2 separate regions of the Mus musculus genome follow, and region 2 is linked to region 1. A link is a loop called in an ENCODE intact Hi-C map of the cell type or tissue named here. Cell type or tissue: heart. All regions are shown on one strand.

Evidence for each region. Hi-C counts contacts between places; a loop is a spot of excess contacts. Peaks named below come from ENCODE experiments on the same cell type or tissue, not always from the same donor. Only the 100,000 strongest peaks of a DNase experiment are listed, where the experiment ranks them.
Region 2: a loop joins it to region 1, with 4 times the contacts of the local background. A loop is called at or near these places in 14 of 42 quality-filtered maps.

The regions. Positions count from the first base shown.
Region 1 is chr6:7,729,798-7,737,797 of GRCm38, reverse strand. No RefSeq gene overlaps it. Among named protein-coding and RNA genes, the nearest start is that of Gm46950, 9.5 kb to the right of the region's middle. In heart, a CTCF peak has its summit at 4,552 (motif pointing left); a DNase peak (open chromatin) is centred at 4,547.
Region 2 is chr6:8,732,241-8,740,240 of GRCm38, reverse strand. It overlaps Ica1 (islet cell autoantigen 1), which reads left to right. Exons shown (of 14, transcript NM_010492.3): 6 at 3,026-3,224. Among named protein-coding and RNA genes, the nearest start is that of Ica1, 42 kb to the left of the region's middle. In heart, CTCF peaks have their summits at 1,605 (motif pointing right) and 3,880 (motif pointing right); no DNase peak of the experiment used is centred here; H3K27ac peaks cover 1,712 bases.

The DNA.
Region 1 (8,000 bases):
GGCCAGGAAGCTTGAAGGTTCCTTCTGGACAGAGTTTGATGCCTTAAACATATAAGGAGTTTCTGGGGCATGCTACTTCTAACAATAGTGGTAACAAGAAAATGCAGCAATGCAAGAACAATTTATTTTCATCCAAAGTCATCACACTGCAAATAAATCTATTATTCAGATTACAAGAAACCAAATCTTAGAGAAATGACTTGGTTAGTGTCACAGAATTTCCCAGAGTATTTCTAAAGTTTGATCCCAATCCAGTCAGTCTCTCCAATCATCACATTCTGATCCTAGAGTGTGAAATTGTCCAACGCAGGATGAAATTACAGATGTTTCAGAAAGACCAGAAGCTTCACAAATGCTACAGCCTTTTCTGTCCTTGGTCATTAATCTGAGATGTTGTGAAAATCTAAACTATATACTGTGGATTCCATTGCATTATAGTTGATGTGACTAAATTCTATAGTATTACAGTGATGTGACGTCAGCTCCCTACTGAAGCCTACCAAAGAAACAAGAGTAGTGTTACTTGAATTTTTGAGAAAAATATAACATTTTATCTATTTATATAAACCATGGGCTAGTCTCTACTGCCCGCACATACTGTAGACATACATGCTCACTCTAATATAAAATCAAACTATCTTCTATCATATCACTCTCAAAGCCTTGGAATGTCCTTGGAATGTCTGTACTTAAAAAGTTACTTAGTAACTTTAGTACTAACATTGGAAGAAACTTTTTAAGTATATAGAGATGTTATGCTAAATGATACAGAGCAGCTACTGAAGAAGAAACACTGCACAGTCGCACTTACAGGAGACCCAGGAGATCTGAACTCAGAGAAGCAAAGGACAAAATGATGGGTGTTAGGGTTGAGGACAGGGGACAATGAGAAATGATAACTCAGTGGATATAAAATGAGTTATACAACATCCATAAATCCTAGAGCCTTGCTAGACAATGTTGCTCCTGTTGATAACAATGCTGTATTATAAACTTTAAGCCTGTTAAGAAGGTAGATCTCATTAAGTGCTTCTTCCACAATAAAAAAAAATAGTATTATGGTATAAAACATGAGAATATGTGTGTTTCATGACAGGGTTTCTTTGTGTAGCCCTGACTTTTCTAGAACTTACTCTGTAAACCAGGCTTATCTCAAACTCTTAGAAATCCACCTACTTCTGTCTCCCAAGTTCTGAGATAAAATGTGTGTGCCATTACAGTTCAGCATGTGAATATTTTTTAACACTAAGAATTTTCAGTCCACGTGATAAAAGCTATGCTTTTTAATGTATTTCAATAATTGGAAAATATTTGAATTAAGCCAGCACGAATGTAGTAAAGCATTGAAATGAGCTTATGTTTCCTTTATCACAGCAGATGGATAGCTATCTGAAAATATTCACTCATGTGAGAGACATAGCTAACTGTAAAGGAAGCTAGGCCATTTGTTAAGGGCTTAAGAGTTTAATATCAAGAAGACAGAGATTTATTCTGTAGGCAAATGAAGTCAGAAGAGGTTTCCCAGCAAGAAGGCAGAATTCAGTTGAGTGGATTTGCAGGAGGATGACTTTAGCTTCGTTGTGGAGACCTGGGTGGTGCAGGGAATGTCCAGTAGCAGAGGGTCAGACAGGAGGCAAATGATGCTATCAGGAGGCACAGTGATCAAGAGATGTCCTGGCTAGATGTGGAAGAATGCCAGAGACAACATGGCCACAGGCATCCCCATGATTAGAAGATGTGTTAGAGATTGAGACCAGAGCAGAATAAAGGATGAAAGAGGTTGCATCTTCCTTTTGACTGACTTTTGTGGAGGAAGGAATAGAAATGGGTAATAGTGAGTGGGATTCTCTACATACATATTTTATATATGAACCATACCCAATGCATATACATTTAAGGTGTATTTAATATAAACATTAAAGTGTGGCACACACTCAGACAATATCCAATAAGTTTATGTATAAGGAGGTGCATCTAAATCTAAGGCAATAGAGTAAGAACTTCAGTTAGCAGGAGACCATTACCCTACAGGAAATAGAAGGAGAAATTTACTTTGAATCCCATTGCAGGCATTTCTCCCTGACCTCTGTGGGGAGGAGAACAAATTCATTTCTAGCATCTAGAATAGTTTATCTAGACGCTTGCTGGGAAAGCTGCCATTTCTGGAGACTTCATATGTTCCTATAAACACATTTCATACAAGCTGATTAAACTTAAATATCTACAGAGGTTGTGATTTGAGTTTTGGTGTTTTAGTTTAGTTTAGGCTGTCCCCATAAATGGGGATTGAGACACAGAATCTAAAACAACGTATCTGAGGATTTTAGGAAACACTGGCATTCATAGGAAAAGCCAAACAGGAAGGGATAAACAAGAGGTCATGGTAAGGAAGCAGCCTTACTGGGAAGCTAGGGCTAAAGGCCCTCAGGTCCTTCTGAGACAGCTCAGGTTCCAAGAGTCATAGTTCAGGGTCAGACTTTTGCATACTCAAAGGTCTGAAGGATATGAAAGAGAAGAATAAACACTGTCTGTTAACCCAGGCTGAAGAAAAACTATATAGCTGGGTGTAGTGGTATACACCTTGGATCCCGGTACTTGGGAGGTAGAGGCAGGAGGATCTCAGTTAGAGGGCAGAAAAGGAAGAGGAGGAGGAGGAAGAAGAAGAGGAGGAAACAGATATGATATGAGCAAACAGCTGGAAGGGCACCCACCCCAGGCCTTTGTGCTCATTTAAATCAGTAAGAAACACAGAAACAATAGAATCTTAATTGAGCAGGAAGGCAAATGTTAGCATAGTGTGGATGATTTGGCTTATTTGTTCAAAGGAAGCAGGAAAGACGCAAACACAGTGAGGTGCACTGGTATTTTTCACAAGTATTCTTTTTTTGTTTTTGTTTTTTCGAGACGGGGTTTCTCTGTGTAGCCTTGGCTGTCTTGGAACTCACTCTATAGATCAGGCTGGCCTGGAACTCAGAAATCTGTCTGCCTCTGCTTCCCAAGTGCTGGGATTAAAGGAAGGTAACTGGGCAAGCCAAGTAAACGAGGTATCGAGCAGGATTTTTCCATGGTGTCTCCTTTAAGTTTCTTCCCCGGCTTCCCTCAAAGATGAACTGTAACCTGTGAGCCAAATAGCCACCCCCACAAGCTATTTTGGTATTTTACCATGGCAACAGAGAAACAAACTAGAATACCTGTCATTCTCACACAAAATGGGCACAGCTGTGTTCCAATAAACTTTTATTTGTAGATCCTAAAATTTGACTTTCATACAATTCTCTTGCTACTTTCAACCCTTAAAATGTAAATTCTTAATTTCTGGGTAATTTGTGATTTGACTTATGGACCATCTCTTGCTTAGCTGTGCTCTGGAAATGAAGTAGAAGCCAACTGTAACTTATAACCTTTGGTCATTGTTTTGGTTAGGGCTTGAATTGCTGCAATGAAGACACCATAACCAAAAACCAAGTTGGGATGAAAAGGGCTTATTCGGCTTACACATTGTCCTTCATTGGAGGAAGTCAGGACAGGAACTTAGCCAGGCTGGAACCTGGAGGCAGGGACTGATGCAGAGGCCGTAGAGGTTCTGCTTACTGGCCTGCTACTCATGACTTGCTCAGCCTGCTCTCTAATAAAATCAAGGACCACTAGCCCAGGGATAACATCATCCACGATGGGGCCCTCCCCCACTGATCACTAATTGAGAAAATGCCTTACAGCTAGATATCATGAGGCATTTCCTCAACTGAGGCTCCTTTCTCTCTGGTGACTCTGACATGTGATGACACATAAAACCAGACAGTATAGGCATTATGTGTCTATGTCATATAGTGACTCGCTAATGCTCAAAATAGTATTCCCCACACATTTTGTGCTATTGAGACACGTTGGTGGTGGCATTTTCTTAATTTTAATGGACACCCCCACTCCAACCCCATTGCAACAGTGGCTTTATGACTGTTTTGTTAAGTCTTGTGTTTCCTATGCCATCCTTCACACATAATATTTGCTGTTTAAACTGTACAGTGTAGTAGGTTTAGCATCTTCCCAAAGGTGTTAACAACTAACTTTATGATATTGTTCATCACCTGAAGAAGAAAGTCATTTCCTATGCTTTCTGCCCAGCTTTCCGCACTCATTAGCCAGCTTTCTGTCTCTGTTACTTTGCGAACAGAGTTCATATAGATAGACTAACACAACCTGAACCTCTTCTGTCTGGCTCCTGCCTAGTATAATGTTTTCATTGTTCATGTATGCTGCAGCATGAATCTGCACTTTGTTCATTTTTGTGGCTGAGTAACACCCTTCCCTTTGTATATACCATATTTTGTTTATGGCCTTCTTAGTGTCTGGACACTGGGTACTTTACATTTTGACTACCGTTAATAGTCACAAGCGTTCATGTACAAGTTTTTGTATAGACATGTGTTTTACACTTTCCTGCGTATAAATCTAAGAATGGAATTACTGGGTCAGATGGCAACTCTGTTTAAACGTTGAGCAACTCCCCAATCAACGCCAGTCTTTGAGAGCTACTGTACCATGACTGCCACCTGGTGGGCAGTGATTTTATTGCACAGTCTCATGCAAGGCATTCTGACTTGAGGGACGTAAATTTCGATAGGAAACACTTGTCTAACGGTTTAAAAAAGTAGAATATAAGAATTTGGTTTGTGTCACATTTATAATTTGTAATTTGGGGAAAATGTACTGCCAACCAAACTAGAAGCCCAACCAGAGCCCCAGGAGAAAAATCACACCAACAATCTGCCTGAGGAAATAACACCAAATAGCCTGGCCTCAGTGGGTCCATGCACACAGCTGGCTTCCAATCGGGTAATTCCTCCAGTGAAAAGTGGGGCATTGTTAGAATGCCGTGGCACCATAACTGCTGGTGCCACAGCCACAGCTTTCATCTTTAAGGGGCTAAGATGGTTTACTCTGGGGCCATTTTGAGTGACCAAGGCTAGGAATTCAGATTTAAGCCACCCCAAACTACTTGCTTCAAAGTGGAAGCAGATTCATGAACATTTATAGATTTACAGAACAAAGTCATAAATCAAGGCGAGTTGGAAACACATGGAGGGGTACTTTAGAGAGGCGGTTACAGCAAGCTTGGAGGTCGTCCTTTCTGTACGTCTTCAGACGCTGTCGGATGACATTCTTAGCCTTGGAGTTGGTGCAAGCTAGGGGCCTACTCAGTTAATAGATTCCCAAGGTTTTCATCCGTTAGTCACAGGATGTTAGTTCTGACACAGGTGAGCAAGGAATGGCTGTTAGGAGTTGTGACTAAAGCAAGCCTAAGATAAACTAAGTAGCCGTTGGACCTGTAACATTCCCACCCCCACCCCCACCCCACCCCCACCCCCACCCCCACAGGACTGACATTAGTCAGTCAGTCTCTGCAGACCGCTTCTTTCCAGGAGTTCTCCCTCAAAGCAGCAAGAGAAGATGACAGAAAGTACTGTAGGTTTCCAAAGATAGCGTGTGGAGAGGTTAGATAATGGAAACCATAGAAAACAAAGCTTTACATTATGTCAACAGTGATAGGACAGACACCCAGACTCACACTGCCACTCTCATCAGCCCGAAGGGTTCCCCTAGACATTTACGGGCTTCAACCCAAGTCAAACCAAGATTCAACAGTGTATGTCATTTTAGGACTCTCGGGAACAGGGAAGGACATTTTATTAAAGGTATTATGATACAGGACTGAGCCAAGTGCAGTAGGCCTCCTCCTGGAACAGTAAGCATTGGCCACGTACAGCATTATGGTGGCTCTCCAGTTACAATGTGAACCCACTCCTCCCCCTCTTCCCCTTTCTGTGAGAGATCTGTGGTAGCTGGAAGCTCAGAGGTGATTCAGATGGAATTGCAATCTGATAAAGGAAAAGCAGGAAGCCACCAGAATCACCTGAGGGGTTAGTCTCTGTCCTCTGTAAATGGGGACAAGAGAAAACTTTCTAGAAACTTCAGGTCTACAGCTGTGTGAAAGGAGAAAGGTCTTAAGCAGTTGGGAACTGTACTAGAATTCTTGCTGTTTGGTAGGAGAGACAGGCTTCAATCAGATCCTGAATGCAGGGTTCCTTCCCTTTCCTCAGATCTTCCCAGCCTTCCTGGCCTGCCACAGATCACCCTTAGTAGCTTCTTTGGTATCTTTGGTGGTAGCATTGTATCCAGTTCTTGATATTAGAAATGTGTATGCAAGCCGGGCAGTGGTGGTGCATGCCTTTAATCCCAGCACTTGGGAGGCAGAGGCAGGAGGATTTCTGAGTTCGAGGCCAGCCTGGTCTACAAAATGAGTTCCAGGACAGCCGGAGATATACAGAGAAACCCTGTCTCGGGGAAAAAAGAGTGTTAAAAAAAAAAAAAAAAGAAATGTGTATGCATACGGGGCACCTGGAAAAGAGAAATTTATAATCCGCTGTGTGGCACAGGGTGTGTATGTGTGTGTGTATCTGTGTATGTGTGAGTGTGTGAGTGTGTGTGTGTACAGAGCGTTTTCCTCCTGTTCCCTCATTTTAGTGGCTTTCTGTTCAAACTAAACCTCATGCTAAAGTGTCAGGTTAAGTACTTTGTACTCTTCCTCTGCACAGTGAGTGTCCTGGCTTTTACAGCAAAAGGGACCTTGATTAGATTGATATACGTACGTTAAAGATCTTGAAATGGAGATACTATCTCAGAACTGTGTGGGTGGGCCCCAGGCGATTCTTAGAGTCACTGTGAGCAGAAAGCAGAAGCCTTTGAGGACAAGGATGACAGAAACAGAAGCTGAAGGTGAATTAGGAATTGGCTGTGAGTCTGGGATATGGGTCGTCTCTAGAAGCTGGGGCATACAAAGAAATAGCATTTTCTCTCCGGCCTCCAAAGCAACGGAATCCTACTGATTCCTCAATATTAGGAGCTCTGATCCAATAAGTTTAATCGTTTTCTTTTCTTTCTGCGTGTAAGTCACAGTTTGTGCTGTGCTGACACAGCAACCATAGGAAAGTAGCACAGCTCATCTTTAGAAAACATCTAAAGGCAAATTGCATCTAAGATCATTTTAATCTCTTGCCTCAACCCCTCACTGTGGTGTTTCCACCAATCCTGCCTCTCCCTCATGAGCCTTGCCCAACCATAACCCTTCCTTTCTACTTTAAGGAAGCTGTCTTAGATCACACTTGGAATTCTTTGTAAATCTTGACCTTGCTGTCAACTCCACTTCTGTCCTCCAAAAGACCTAACCTCTGACTGCATGACCCACAGAAAATAGGCTTGATGTTGGCTACCCCACAGACTGTCTTTGCTTTGTTTTGAGTATTGGTTAATGGCTAGCGTTCTTTAAGGGCTCATTGTGATCTACAACTTGGTTCTTGGGTGGGGCTTTGGGTGCAATGTTTGTTCCTCAGGTACTGTCTTTGTTTGGGTTACTATTGCTCCTACAAAACACCATGATCAAAAGTTGCCACTGACTGGACTCAGTCGGCCCTTCTACCCGCAGGGAATCAGGATTTCAGTAATCAGGTGGGCAAGAAGTCAGGAGATGACAGACACACACACCAGAGAGAGTACTGTATCTGGATGTAATTTCTCAAAGCGAGCATCAGATTTTTTAATAAAGAAGAAAATAAGGAAGTTAGGTAACACATCAACCAAGGTACATTGAGGTTACTGAATGCTTAATGACTCTTATACAAAACAGAGAAATGCATACATAAAGTCTAGCAGGAACTAGGCAATATAACAACTGAGACAAAGTCTGTATCTAAGGTCAGCTATATTCTTAGAAGCCAGGTGTGAGGTCTTTACACTCCCTGGGCAAGGGCTTTCATGCCTAAGCCATAGTTCTAATTAGAGAGTTCAGCTCTAGCTAAGCTTCTCATGAATAATGCAATACTCTAGTTCCTCCTTAAACCACAGCCCGATGTACTTCAAAAACAATGGTAAATTCCTGTATATGAGAGTGACTCAGCTGTTATTCTAAGTGATTTTGTGGGGGACTTTCTACTATTAAGTAAGGT
Region 2 (8,000 bases), 1.0 Mb before region 1:
TCAATGTGAAGGAGGCAGGAAAACCCCATAAAATCACTCTGAATGTGAAGTCTTAGTTGAGTGAACATGGTTTAGAGTATTCCAGAATGTTTTTTTTTTAAGATTTATTTTAACTGTATGTGTGTGTGTGTGTGTGTGCCTATGTATGTATGTGCACAGACAGGTGATTACAGAGGCCAGGGGAGAGTTCAGGCCAGGGGCAGCTGGAGTTACAGGTAGTTGTGAGCCACTGACATGGGGCCTAAGAACTGAACTTGGTCTTCTGTGAGCTGTATTTGCTCTTAACTGGTAAGCCAAATTTCCAGTCCTGCTGAATATGTTTTTAGCACAAACAGCACCACAGCAGATAGATTTTGTATGTAACAGTGTATGGTAATAACTTAACAAATTGATGTTTTATTAAATAATGGTAATCTTTTAGATTTTCATTGTGTAGATACAGGATCCTATTACCTGGGCAATGCTCTGATATACTCAACCTGAGCCTCCTTGATTTTTTGTTTTAAGGGTGGTGTGTGTGTGTGTGTGTGTGTGTGTGTGTGTGTGTGTGTGTTCAGGTCTTCTGCAAGAGTAGTACTCACTTTTAACCACTTGAATCTAGGCCCTCTAATATTTAACTTTCCCTACTAAGAATAAATATCTTGGTGTAGCCCTTTAGTTATTTTGTTAACTATTCCCACTGGGTAGATTTTCATAAGTGAAAGGAGATTCAAGCCTGCATTGAAGGATGATATTTCCAGTTAGGAGGAATGGCTTTCTTTGATGTAGACCCCTTAGACTCCAGTGAATGGCCTGTCGCCATTCTGATTTATATGGGGTGGTGGCAGAGATGAGGTTTTGTATGTGCCTTTTTAAATTTTCAAACGCCGTGTTATTGTAATTTTAAGGTATCTGCATAATGCCCTGCATTCCAAGGGGTTGAGAGTAGTTTATTCACAGTATTCATCATCAGCAAATGTAGGAAAGTGGACAAAATCTAAAGGAAGAGAAAAGGAGTCAGAATGTGAGCAGCATCCCCTGGGAGCCATCTGAGGACTGTTTATCTTCAAATAGACGTCCGCCATGCTATAAACCTTCATAGACATCCGCCATGCTATAAACCTTCACACTGGTGATGCTTTGCATCTGCCACATGTTATGCTGGATGTAAAGCACATATTAAATGAAAACCAAACTTATTTCAAGGTACAGAGACATGACTTTTTGAGAAGACTTCTAACATCTAGGTAGGACAGTGTGGACTAGCTGCTATCATAGATGTGATCTACATTTAAAACAATACCTGTAGGTGACAGGAAACCTGGGCAAAACAGGAAAAGATATTTCTTTTTCTTAAGATTTATTATAGCATTTATAATTTCAGAGTACTGCAGACCTATAAGGCATTGGAGACACAAATGCAGCTACCAGAATCTCACTTCAGCTTACCTTACCAATACCGCTGTTCCCTTTGGCTCAGTAATGTTGCATGCAGATGGGATCCGAAATAATTTATCTTGTGTTTAATGTTTTCACCTTTGTTCTGAAACTTCATAGAGAATATGTTTTATGTGACTGGCGTGACCGTTTAGTGGCTAAGAGTGTGTATTGTTCCTGCTAAGTCCCCAAGTTTGATTCTTACCACCAGGTGGCTCACAACCACCCAAATCTCCAAGTTCAGGGAACCTGACATCTTTTGCCTCCAAGAGCGCCTACATTCACACACAGACACACACCACATTCACACACAGACACACACCTACATTCACACACAGACACACACCACATTCACACACAGACACACACCTACATTCACACACAGACACACACCTACATTCACACACAGACACACAACTACATTCACACACAGACACACACCACATTCACACACAGACACACACCACATTCACACACAGACACACACCACATTCACACACAGACACACACCACAACAGAGATAACTCAAAATAAAACCAAGTGCTTGAAAAAAGAATGTTTTCAAAATGTAAGTCATCTGACATTGCTTCACTGGTTTCAAATATGGAAGAAGCAGTCTTTTGTAACCCAAATAAATATTTTACCTAAAGTTATGGTATGCTTTCCTTTATATATATATGTATGTATATATAAATGGCAGTTTTTATGGCCAACAGTTACTGTCATGATAATTTTACACTTGTACAGTATACATTCATTTTGGCGTGCTCTTTGTTTACTGGCAATGCTTGAGAAGGAACCCAGGTCTTTGCCAGTGCCAGGCAAATCCTGAACCACGGAGATGAAGCTCTGACCCTCTCTTCCTCCCTCCCTCCCTCTCTTCTTTTCTCTCTTTCCCTCTCTTTCTTTTAAGCCAGGATCTCAGGTAGGCAGGTCTGCTGAGGACAACCTTGAACTTCTAACACGCCTGTCCTCTGCCTGGATTAAGCTGGATACCACCAGCCCTGGTTTCCTGTATTTGTGACAATGGAATCATATAGCCTATCTGAAAAAACTGACACACACTGTAGACCCTCAGTAACTGTGGCTTTCTTCTTTCCCAACTCACTTAAGAAAAAGTCCAAGCCTTAGTCTTGTTTCCACTAGAACAAACTGTAGGTTTTGATTGAGGTGTAATAAAGGTGGCCAGGTCAAGGATACCCAAGTCATGCCTATCCCATTCCACCCTCCACACAGGGCCCAAAATTCAGCAACAGAAGAGACGGAGTAGCCAGGAATGGAAACAGGAATGGCCACGCTGTGACTATCCTTCACTGACACGGGCTTGTTGCAACTTCAAATAAATACTGTCCAGGCCTGAGGCCGCCCAGCAACACAAATGGAGTGCTTCCCAATGGTCCAGTTCACTGAAAATGAAAGGATCAGAATGTGGGCAATCTCTGGTTGATCCCACCTTCACTCACATTTTGATTAGTATCTGTCTCCTGACAAGACATGTGCGTTTTAGACAGTGGTCTAAGTTCATGGGTTTATGATGCGTGCAGAATATCAGAATTTGGAACTGTTCTTTTCCTTTGTTTTATGATTATATCTATGCCCTCTTGTACAGGTTGGCCTTGAGAAACCCTTTGTGTCGATTTCACCAAGAAGTAGAAACTTTTAGACATCGGGCCATCTCTGATACCTGGCTGACAGTGAACCGCATGGAGCAGTACAGGACAGAATACAGAGGAGCGTTGTTGTGGATGAAGGATGTGTCTCAGGAACTTGATCCAGACCTCTACAAGCAAATGGAGAAGTTCAGGAAGGTAAGAAGTTTTTTGAGGGTTGTCAAAATGGCCACCTTGCTAGAAGGCAACCAAGTGTGATTTGAATCCCTCTGGTAAAACAGACATAACTCAAAAGCACCAAGGATACAATTAACCATTGCTGACATTTTTTTAAAAATGTGACAGAATAGCAATTAATGTGATATATAATTCTCTAAGGATAAGAGAGGAGACAGCTGGAAATTGCTGGGATTTTGTAGCTGGTTTTAATTGAAGTCAGATTTTCATATAATGTGCACTTTTTTTTATAAGGTTGTCACTTGTAGATGTCTCTTCATGCATAACTAAAAATCCAGAGCACATACATCTAGAAAGTGAAACTAGGCTGTTTAACAAGTCTTTCTAATTGATGATTCATGTTGAAACCAGCAAAACAATAACAGTTCTTTTATGACATATTCAGAGGCTCTGGGATATAGTTGTGTGGTTAGCTAGAATGGTATTGACTCTCCCTGCTATTGATCCCTTCAGAAATTTCTCTGAGCAACATTAGAGCAAAAGAAAATGAATATTCTGTTTAATTTTCCTGAGGAATAATAATCTTCGGTTCCTTAAAAAAGAAAAAAATAAGAAGAAAAATTACATTGTGTTAATGTAGCCAGTCGGAGCCTTTTGTCCACAGGAATCCAACCTACCACTGGGTGGCAGCCGTACACTGAACATGTGAACATGTGGCCTGATTCTGTAGTGGTTTGTACAATCTTGGTAGTTCTTTGTTTGGGCAACTGAGTGTGTTTTAGGGCATAAAAGAAAAAAAGGGGCCAAATGTTGGGCTTGGCATAATATTGTGTCAACTCCCTTAGTCACTTCAACTGATCCATTCATAATTAGAAATGTTGTTTAAAAGGCTTAGACTCCTTTTTAGGGACATCACTTTGGAACTATGAACCTGGAACCCTGGCTGGTATGTAGAAGGTTGAGCCGGGAGTCAAGGAACAGACCAAAAGAGCTTCTCTTGTTCAAGACAGTGGTCACTGCTTCTTGACCTAGGTACTAGAGCAACAGAAATTCCTCTGGAAGTTTTTCTTGGTTTGTAGTTCAGACTCCCTCCCTGTGAAGGGAACCAGCCTCATTTTCTCTCCTTTTTTTTTTTTTTTTTTTTTTTTAACATGTCAGCATAAGCCTTCTCTGAAAGGCAGGCTGGCTGCCCAGGCAGAGGTGAGACTGTGAAGTTTATCTCATCTTCGAAGAAGATGTAAATGGAACTCATTCATCCTTTGAAAGAGAAAAAAAATATCAGACGTCATGGTAGTAAACAAATCAAATGTTTTTGGTTCGGTAACTAGATGCTGGTGACCCCAGGCTGTTTTGCAAGTTTTCTGACTTCGTAATTAGGCCAGTCATTTATTTTGTCATTAGTATTTTATTTGGGGATTGAGGATAATGGGGGTGGAATTGGTATTAGGAAAAAGAAAGAATGAGAGAAAAAAAAAAAACTGACTCCAGAGCACATTGCTGATGACGTGCAGCCTTAATGTTTACCATAATCAACACACATTTTTTTTTCTTTTGTAGAAAGACCCATGGTAGGTAGCTAACCTGAGGTCGAACAAGGAAATGGAAGCCAGAATCTTTGAAAATAGATACAATTTCCCCACCAAGAGACAAAGGAAGTCAAACAGTATACCTAGAAGTGGCACAGGCAGTTTCATAGTAACACCTGCTTGCAAGCCCTTTGTTCAGTGCAGAGTTTCTGGGTCCCTCCAGTGTGCCAGGACAAGAAAACAGTTATTCTGGAAGGCCAAAGAATTTTGTGGGTGTTTGTGTTTATCTGGTTTTGTTTGGTGGGAGGTGGTTGCTAGCTGTTTAAGACTGAAACAGAAACCAAGTTCTTCGTCATTTGGTTTGAACATAGAAACATTTGCCATCGTTTAATGCCATCAATCTCCATCCTGGAAAATATGGGTAGGTTTGGTTTTTATTTTGAATCCTTTACTGCGAAGTAGTAGCTGAAGCTGTGCCTGCCCCCCCTAATCCTGTGTGTGCTGGATTCAATTTAATAGCTGGATGTGGTGAACTTGGACTTGGGGATAGAATATTTTTGAGAGAAGAGTGATCTTCAAGCGTAATTTTTGGTTATTCTTGACTCGAGGAGAACAGGAGACTGCATTGGTTCTCTCCAGAGCCTAACCCCAGAGTCAGTCCTGTGCCCAGCCCCAAGTTGGCACTTACATGGCAAGTCTTCCAGGCAGAGTCTAAGGGGCCAGAGGACCTCTCCTTAGATCACTTACCATCCCCATTGCATGTAGGTGACCTCCTGGTGCCTTGGAAATCAGCATATGTGATTGCTCAGGTAAAAACAAAAAGCAGGACTGTGTGGTTTGCTGCTGTCTCTGGAATGCTCTAAAATGCAAGTTTTCGGTTCTGCTACAGTGTATTTGCAAATTAACTCTACGTTAGCTTTAGAGTCCTGTGCAGGTGAGATCCCATCTTAAATAGAGTCTCTGTTTATCTCCCAGGAGTGTGTTACCTAAGTCACTGGCCTCAAAGACTCAAGGTGTGTCTGTAAGGCATTGTCTCCTCAGCTTTACCTCCTCCTCCCCAGTGCAGCTGATAAAGCCAGGACTTCACGTATTCTAGAGGAGACAAAGTTCTAATTTTTACTTTCATGGTTATGACCCCCTATTTGGAATTTTCAGAATGTGTCCATTCATTCATTTGCATAGTCAACAAATGATATTGAAGCCCAGTTACATGCCAGCTACCACAGAGGAGTGTAGCTCCTGTCTCGTGTGATCATTTGGGCATGAGACAAGTAAACAGGAGGCAGTGTGTTGAATGGTCATCTGAGTTGAAATAGTACTACAAATAAAAAATCTAGACAGGGCATCCCAGATGAGGCAGCACCCCTCCCCCCAACAATAACAAAGAATGAACAATAGTATGGTAGTTCTTGTTTGTCAACTTGACGTCTAGAATCACCTAGGAGCTGGTCTCTGGGCTGAGCCTGACAAGATAGTGTTATCTTAATTACATTCATTGATGTGGGGAGACCCATCTTAATTGTAGACTGAACCATTTCATGGCTTGGGTCCTGGAGTGAATGAAGAAAAGAGGGAGAGTTGAGAGAGCAGACGATTTTCTTCTGCCTGTGAGAGCAATATGACCAGCTACTTCAAGCTCCTGCCGCCTTGATTTGCTTTTATGATAGGCTGTGCCTTGAACAATAAGCTAAAAGAAACCCATCCGCCATACAGTTGCTTTTGTCAACAGAAAAGAAACCAAGACAAATAGAAAGGACCTGGACAGAGGGGTGGGAAACAGCAGTGGTTAGCTGAGGAGTCAATGTGGGCAAAGGCCCGAGGTAGAAGCAATAGAACTCCTAGAAGCAGCATCAAGTGATGTAAATGTAGAGACATAGGTGCCTAAGCAACATGGCCTGAGAGACAAGCAAGACTAGAGAAAGAGATATAGATACACAGACACACATGCACATGCGCGAATGCGTGTACGCGCGCACACGCAAACATATTCTAGGCCTTCTAGGATCTGTGAGTGATATATGGTGGGATTCTTAGACCTGTCTGACTCCATTTGAAAGTACAAAATACACACACACACACACACACACACACACACACACACACACACACACAAATCTGTAAGGAGGGAGTGGAAAAAGTGTTGAGAAAGGGATGGGTGTTACAAAATTTGTGTTCACAACTCAGTCAGATGTCATGTTAGAACAGGGAGCAGAAGAGTAGAAACCAAATAAAATATGGCACACCTGGGTCCTGGCAGGATGAAGACCAGAGAGAAACACAGTCTGACCTCTGGTAGACTCAGTAAAGCGTCACTTTGATTACAAAGCCAGAATAAACATAAATGAAAGTCAAATTGGAAGGGAATTTTCACCTCCAACATTGGGTTAATTTCCCCCCCTAGCATTTCTCAAATGTCTTGAAACCTTTTATACAGCACAGTCACGAGTGCGCAAGACAGAGCTGGTGAGTGAAAGTTTCACATAAAACAAAGCAAATGATCTGGCACTCTCTGAAGCCCAGGGGCTAGAGATGGCTCCGCACATCAACATTAGGAGTTGTGACTAAGTGTTCCTGTCAGAGAACTGAGGACACAGAGACCAAAGCTTGCTCCTAGCCCTCTGCAAGAGCCCTGCTAGTCATCTGCTCCTTGTCAAAATGACTCGGAGAAAAGAGATATATGGAGAGTCAGGGCCACATGGAGCAGCTCTCCAGGCTACCTCGTAGGAACCCAAGGGTGGATTTATGTAGGTGGGGCTGCTTGTCCCTGTACTGTAGGAGGCTCCTCCTCACATCATGGTTCACCCTAGTACCACGCGGTATTTTATGAGTGAGGTTAGTGTGTGATATATGTGCCCTTTGAAGGTAGAGTAAGAGGGTAGGATTTAAAAATAGAACCCAGCTTCTCATAGCAGATTACATCAGCTGAAGCTGAGAGCCCAGCAGAGCCTCTGAAGTCTGTGCCCTTGAGAGCCTCTGTGGTCAATTAAGTGTCTTGTTTTTCTTGAACGTCAGAAATGGGATGGGAGGTAATTATTCTAAATGGAATAAAAGCTAGCCTAGGTGTAAGAAAATAGTTCTGAAGCCTCTAAAGAGATAGCATGGAAATGTATATGTGGGCATTTGTAGGACTCAGCCTTTATAGTCAAGGGTGCAGGAACCACTGCCTTAACCTGAGCCATTTACTAAATAGTTTAATTAAATCCTGCAGCATTAGCTCAGTGTTTCATTACAGTAATTCAAAGGGATCTCTGAAAGGCATTCTGGGAACTGT